Regions from separate parts of the Homo sapiens genome. Here region 2 is linked to region 1. The links are chromatin contacts, found by Hi-C or POLR2A ChIA-PET in ENCODE. All regions are on one chromosome and are shown on one strand. Each heading gives the region's core, a stretch centred on a gene start or an enhancer-like site at or near the end of the contact. The rest is flanking DNA. Distances are from core to core; before and after follow the strand shown. Region 1 holds the start of APOBEC3H (apolipoprotein B mRNA editing enzyme catalytic subunit 3H). Region 2 holds the start of CBX7 (chromobox 7).

What was found. Hi-C counts contacts between places; a loop is a spot of excess contacts on that map. ChIA-PET counts read pairs that join two places held with the same protein, here RNA polymerase II (POLR2A). Pooled maps may share reads with other maps.
Region 2: a loop to region 1 is called in a pooled map, with 2.7 times the contacts of the local background. The contact joins the promoter of CBX7 here to the promoter of APOBEC3H in region 1. A Hi-C loop is called at or near these places in 1 of 168 maps with a recorded cell type or tissue (CD8-positive, alpha-beta T cell), 3 of 37 single-sample maps with no recorded cell type and 12 of 50 pooled maps. POLR2A ChIA-PET finds 5 or more read pairs at or near these places in 11 of 52 experiments (B cell, CD4-positive, alpha-beta memory T cell, GM12878 and 8 more).

The regions. Positions count from the first base shown.
Region 1 is chr22:39,095,181-39,098,554 of GRCh38, forward strand. APOBEC3H (apolipoprotein B mRNA editing enzyme catalytic subunit 3H) reads left to right here and starts at 2,064. Exons shown (of 5, transcript NM_181773.5): 1 at 2,064-2,163. RefSeq lists enhancers at 1,186-2,385, 1,708-2,595, 1,926-2,265, 2,596-3,374.
Region 2 is chr22:39,151,002-39,154,763 of GRCh38, forward strand. CBX7 (chromobox 7) reads right to left here and starts at 1,679. Exons shown (of 6, transcript NM_175709.5): 1 at 1,375-1,679. The coding sequence starts at 1,443. RefSeq lists an enhancer at 1,257-1,838 and silencers at 1,296-1,345, 1,416-1,985.

The sequences.
Region 1 (3,374 bases), core at 814-3,313:
TTCACTGGAGGAGTAGTGGGAATGCTGCCTGTGGGAAGGACCAGGAAAGGGTTCCGCCTTCCTTTCCATCCTCCCTGCTTCTCAGCCTGGGAGACTCAGCTCTGTGATTAACCAGCACTACAGTGTGCAGATCTGATGTCTCTCCTGGCAGGACCCCGCTCATTCTGGAATCTTCCATGGACTGTAGCCCCAACATTTAGGACAGATAGGGTGGAGGGGATGCCATTCCCAGGAACCTTCTAAATTCTCACCCAAGCTCCTGTGACCCCAGGGGCCATGCAGGGTCTAGAGGGCTGTCAGGGTGTGCAGGGCGGGAGGATATGGAGGGACAAGCTGGGCAAGGTTCAATGGGACTCCTTGGTGTGGAACCTAGACTCCGCAGTGACTGCCCCTAGTCCTCGCCCTTGGGATTCAACTTTCCTAGGGGTTCTTTGGTTTTTCTTTTTCTTTTCTTTTAGACAGAGTCCCGTTCTTGTCGACCAGGCTAGAGTGCAGTGGCACAATCTCGGCTCGCTGCAACCTCTGCCTCCCAGGTTCGAATGATTCCCCTGCTTCAGACTCCTGAGTAGCTGGGATTACAGATGCCCGCCACCACGCCTGGCTAATTTTTGTATTTTTAGTAGAGACGAGGTTTCACCGTGTTGCCCAGGCTGGTCTCGAACTCCTGACCTCAGGTCATCAGCCTGCCTGAGCCTCCCGAAGTGCTGGGATTACAGGCGTGAGCCACAGCACCTGGCCTGGCTCTTTGGTGTTTATGATCTGAAGGGTGTTGGTTGATATGCATGAAGACGAGGACATGGGTTCCAGAATGCAAATGTGAAGTCCAGGTCCTTCATCTCTGACCTGGGAGGCCCTTTAGGAGCAGTAAGTCCCCTCCCTCGTGTCTCCTCTCCTGCTCCTTTCCATGGAGCAATGAAGAACCTCAAAGTAGCTAGCTGTGGGGGAGAAGGGACACAGGAAGTCCTGGCCAGCACTCCAGCTCTGCTGTTGATTTGCTGTGTGACGTGGGGACAGTATCTTAGCCTCTCTGTGCTTGGGACCTCCTCTGACTGTCAGGATCACTGCCCTCCCCTCCCAGTGCTATCTGGGGACTGGGCTAGATAATGGGCACTGGATCCGCTGGAGATGCAGTCCTGAGCCTGACCCCAGTGCTCATTTCACATCAGGCTCAGGGTCCTGCCAGGAGGCTGAATGCCAAAGGTCAGTGGGGTGGTGGGGAGGGGGCTGCAGCCTGCCCTGTCCACCAGGGGAGTGGCATCTGGTCTATGGTGTCAGCCCTGGTCTGGATCCCTGCTCCTTTCTGTGGCTTCTATTCCTTTCATTTATTTTAGTTTAGTTTAGTTTTTGAGACGGAGTTTTGTTCTTATTGCCCAGGCTGGAGTGCGGTTGGCCAGGTTGATTTTGAACTCCTGACTTCAGGCAATCCACCTGCCTCAGCCTCCCAAAGTGCTGGGATAACAGGCACCGTGACCAGCCATCAATTCCTTTCTTTTTTCTTTCTTTTTTATTTTTATTTATTTATTTATTTTTTGAGACAGGGTCTCGTTCTGTTGCCAGGGTGGAGTGCAGTGGTGCGACGTCGGCTCACTGCAACCTCTGCCTCCAAGGTTCAAGCAATTTCCCTGCCTCAGCCTCCCAAGCAGCTGGAACTACAGGCGCAGGCCACCAAACCTGGCTAATTTTTTGTATTTTAGCAGAGACGGGGTTTCACCATGTTGGCCAGGATGGTCTTCATCTCCTTACCTTGTAATTTGCCCACCTCAGCCTCCCAAAGTGTTCGGATTACAGGTGTGAGCCACCGCATCTGGCCTTTGTTCTTTTGTAAACTATACCTGGGGAGGGAGTTGAGTCTGGCTGTACCTGGAGAGGGAATTGGGGGTGGGAGGATGGGAGGTGAGCCACCTCCATCAGACTTCCCCTGCCAAGCCCGAGGAAATAGAGAAAGAAAGGAGCCTGAGGGATCTGAAGCACCCCAGGGCCCTCCCACTCCAGTCCCACAAAAGGAAGAGGGTGGAGCCACCCTCATCAAGCAGTGACTTTTTGTGACTTTTGGGAGAGCTGACCTTTTGTGACTTTTGGGAGAGCTGCCAAAAGTGAAACTTAGTGCCTCAGACAAGCAGGGGCAAGTCTGCTAAGGAAGCTGTGGCCAGAAGCACAGATCAGGTACTGCCGCCCACTCTGTCCACTGGGCCCTCTGCTGCCACTTCCTGCCTGGCAGCCCTTCTGTGCCTCAGCCCTGGCCTCCCGCTGCCCCAGCCCCAGCCCTGGGCTCCTTCTCCTCTGGCTCCCCTGCCATCCCCACTCCCACCCAGGCTCTTTGCCCTGCTGTGTGGTCACCCCACTGCTGCTTCTGAACGGGCCGCCTCCCCGGCCTGCACCAGCCCAAGACCCCTGCTGAGACTCTCCCCTAAGAGTCATGGCTGGGCTAGTGCTCCCCACCTTGGGAGGGTGCTCTCTCTGTGTGCTTCCTGCCATTCCTGGGCTCTGGAACTGGGAGAACTGAACTAAAGGATGATGGGAGCAATCTGGAATTTTGTTCACAGTGCTTTGATGAACTTTGTGTAAGATTACTTTGTTTCAATACAAAGTCTTAGGAGAGGGTGTGGGGAGGCAATGATCTCTGAAGCACAAGGCAAATCATCTCTTCCAAGGATGTCTCCACTGTGGGCAGAGGAGGATGCAGATGACCCTGAACACACACTCCTCCTCCATGATCAGTATTCACATTCACCGTTTATAATGACACCAGTAACACGGAATATACGGAAAAACTCAATGATCAGGAGAAATGCTTTTATTTTAAAATTTAGGAAGAAGAGAGCCTGGTTCCCAAAGGCTCCCTCCTGCAGGGCCCGTGATGCAGAGGCTGGCAGGGCTGGCCAGGAAAGTGGCCCAGCTCCATGGCCTGGGCAGGTTACCCCACCTCTCTGCACCTCTGGCCCCTCCTCTGTAAGATGAGAATGGCCCCTGCAGGCCTAGGGCAGCCTCACGTGAGCTCAGATCCTCTCAGCACTTAGAAGAGTGGCCTGGGCCTGGGGATGGAAGTGCTACCCTGATTTTTTGTTTCGTTTTGTTTTTTTGAGAAGGGGTGTCTCAGTCTGTTGCCCAGGCTGGAGCGCAATCTCGGCTCACTACAAGCTCCACCTCCTGGGTTCACGCCATTTTCCTGCCTGGCCAGGCAAAATGGCTCATGCCTGTAATCCCAACACTTTGGGAAGCTGAGAGGGGAGGATCATCACTAAAGGCCAGGAGTTCCAAACCAGCCTGGGCAACACAGGGAGACCCCCTTATCTACTAAAACTAAAAAAATAAAATAAAATAACATGAATAGGTAAAATGCCAGGAATTAATTGAACTGAAATATTAAGAGCTCT
Region 2 (3,762 bases), core at 429-2,928, 55 kb after region 1:
CCCTGAGGGAAGGGGTGGATCCCTGGGGCTTAGACTGGTGCCTGGTACCTGACCAACCCTCAATAAATATTTTGAGTGACTGGCCGAAGGAATGATGATCTCGCCCTCTTGTGCTACCCTGCGGGCTCCATCGTAGAGGGAGTTAGTGCTGTGCCTGCTTCAGGCTACACAGCACGAAAAGCACTGAGCTTTGTGGAATAAATCAATTCTCTTTTAAGTGGAGAAAACCCTAGGAAAAAGGAGAAGGAGGAGGAACAGCTGCCTCAATCAGAAGAGTAAAACCCCAAGCACAGCTGGAGGAAGAAAAGATGCTCCTGACCACCTTGACCTTCACCCTTGGCCCGAGATGCCAGGACTGAGTTTTCTCTATGGAGAAAGAAGATGGGCTGCCAATCAGCCCAGTTGAGCTCCTGCTCTACCTCCCTATCTAACTTGCTCGGTGACCTTGAGCAGGTCACTTCCTCTGCCTGGGCCTCAGTTTTTGTCTCTGTTAAATGGGAGGAGGTGACCCCCTAAGGCCCCTCCCAGTCGGCCTGGAGCCTCCCAAAGGGCTGCAGGGAGGAGGAGACAAAGGAAGGACAGTAGTGCGTACCAGGAAAGGAACTTCTCCCCAAGGATTTCCCCAGCCTTAGGCGAGCCCCCTCGCCAAACAAGTGCACGGGAGGTGTAGACGCCAGGCCCGGACAAAGTCTAGCCCCAAAGTGTGGGGTTCTGAAACCAGCAGAACAGACACCTCCTTAAATTGCAGGGTGTATGTTTTGAAGAAGGCAGATGGGGTAGGAGACTAGGGGATGCCCCAGCGCAGGGGGCGGGCTTCAGAGCCCTGGCCTGGGCTAGGAGTTGAGGTGGGGGTGGGGGCGGGGAATAGGGATGTGCTCGGGTGGCGTAGAGGGGGCAGGATCGGAAAAGGCCAAAGTCCAGCAGGAAAAACTTCAGAGGCCGGAGGAGACTTTTCCAAAGCTCCACTTACAACTTGAAAGGATTTGGTGCCAAGCGTCCAGAGTCCCGAGTTCAAAACCCAGCTCTGACCATAACGCGCTAGGCAAGTCCTTTCAACTTGGGCCTCAGTCTCCCCATATTTACAATAAAAGGGGAGCGAGGTGGGATGGCGCTGAGGATCCCTACGTCCGATCCTAATCTCCAGCTCAGGCAGGCTCGGCCGCCACTAGCATCCTGGAGCGACAACTTTTGTTCTACTCGCCCTACACGGTGGCAGGGAAACTGAGGCACGGGCTGGGGAGACGGGCCCAGCAGCGCAGGGCTGCCGGGGCCCCCGCGCCCCGCTTTCCCCTTCAGCCCCAGCGTGGAGGGAGCGGTGCTGGGGACGGGAGGGACCCCACTGGGGTCCTGGGAGCCGCCCCCGGGCAGCCTCACCTTCCGCACGCGCTTCTTCCGGATGCTCTCCACGGCGAACACCTGCTCGCCGATGGCTGACAGCTCCATGCGGGGCGGCGGGCGAGCGGGCCCGGGGCCGGGCCGGGCCGGGGGCGGAGCTGCGGGGCCGCGGCTGCGGCGCGCGATGCTGGGGCTGGCGGGGTCCCCGTCACCCTCGTCCGGGCGCGCACGCGCACGCGCACGCGCGCACACCCCCTCGCGCTCCCTCACGCCGCCGACGTTCCATTTTTGAACCTGCGCAACGTTTTCCTCGGCGCCAGCGAGCGAGCGCGCGCAAGGAGGGGGCGGGGCGGGAGCGCGCGGAACGGCCGCGGGCTCGGCTCGCGCCCTGAGGGTCAGCTCCGCCCCCGAGCCCCGCCCCCATCGGAACCCCGCCCCCGGGGCCCGCCCCCGCGGGTTGCGATTGGGCCGCGGGCCGCGAGCCGCGAGCGCTGCCGTGGGACTTATTTGGCTCGGTCACCGGCTGGGGCGGGGCGGAGGCTCGCGCGCCCCGTCTTGCTGTGACGCCGGGGCGGGACGTGATCCTTAATACCCAGGCGGGCGCCTCATAGCCTCCCGGTGACTGCCAGGGGCCGAAGTGGCAGGGCCCAGTGGAGCCGACGACAAAGTCAAGGCTCAGAGCGGGGAGGCCATTTGCTCACCTCCCGCAGCGGAGGAGACTGGGCCCGAGGCGCAGCCCCTCGAGTTGCAGGAGAGCCGGGACCCAAAAGGCTTCCCACCGTGTCCGGACGTCGCAGGGCCGAGGTCTCCCTAATCCGGCCTTCTCCGCGGCGCAGTTTGGCCAGTGTCTCCACGTCCGTCCACCCACCCCTCCATCCGCCCTTCCATTTGTCCATCCACCCGACCCTCGGTGGTCGGTGCCCAGACGCACGGGTCAGACGCGGGCGCTGCCTCGAGGGCTCCCGGGCCGGGCCCTCGTTCGCGGCAGGAGCGGCCGCGGTGGAGCTGAGGTCCCCCGGGGACGGATTTTGCCGCCGCGCTGCCCCAGCCTTCCCCAAACCCGCGTGTACTGGGCGCTAGGTGCTTAGTGGGGGCTCAACCATTTGTGGCACGAGACGAACTCTTGATTCCCCACCCCCCTTCCTTTTTCGCTAACGCGCCTCCATTCCTCACTGGGAGCCCGGCGTCGTCCCTGCTCCTTCCTGTACTGACCCCAACTTCTGTCGCTCCGGCATCCCCTCGGGGACTCGGGTCTGCCTGCCCTCACCGCACCCACCTCCCAGGTTCGCCCCGTCTTTTCTCTGGACCACAGCAGAGACCTCGCGGAGCTGCCCTCCCTCCGATCTCAGCCACACAGTGCCAGAGTGTGCTTCTAAAATGCAGATCTGACGGGGTCACCCTGTGCTTAAAAATTTTCCTCCCTATTTCCCTCACAATAAAATCCAACACCTCTTTCTGGCACATAGAAAAAGAGAATAATAGATTCACACCTGACTTTTCATCAAGAGCAACAAAGCCAGAGAGAAAATAACCATCATCTTAGAATTATATATTCAGTGAAAATGTATTTCAAGAATTATGTACCCAGTATGAGGCACATGTATCCAGAACGTAGGTGAAATCATAGCACTTACAAATACAAAAACTTAAGAGTTTGCCACTGGTAGACCCTCCGGAGGGAGATTCCAAAGCTGGAACTTCAGGCAGGAAAAAGATGATCCCAGACGGAGGTCTGATGCAACTGGGAATAAAGAAAAATGAAGAACAGCGATAGTGTGAAACAATAACAATGACTTCTGGATAAAAACAGATTTAAAATACACAACAGTGATGGCATTTACTTGGGTGAATGGAGTTAAAGTGTTCTAAGATCCTTATATTCTTCAGGAGGAAGGTGAAGATAGATACCAAATACACTTTGACGAATTTAAGAATCCAGATTGTCATTACTGGGATAAACACTGTAGGACTGGAAATACTGTGTATAGTTATCCAAATTATTGGAGGAGGAAAAAGAATGATTAAACCAACCCAAACAACTGTAAAGCAGGCAAGAATGGAGAGAAAAATAAATACAAGACGGGGCAGGGAGGGGACAAATAGACGATAGCTATAAATTCGAATATTTTGTGATTCAATAAATGCAACTAAATATTGCAGTTAAAATACAAAGATTATCAGAATGCATAAATAGCTAGATGCAGTTTACAAGAGAAACCCACAAGAGACACTTCCAAAACATAAAGCTAGTGATGGTCAAAAGTAAACACATGGGGGGAAAATACCACGCAAATGCTAACGAAAAGAAGGCTGGTGCAGTTATTTTAATATCGAGGGAAAAACATCACTAGAGATAAATAAGGTCATTTCATAATGAAAAGTGTCCAATTCACCAGAAAAATAGAACAATTTCACATTTGTATGCAA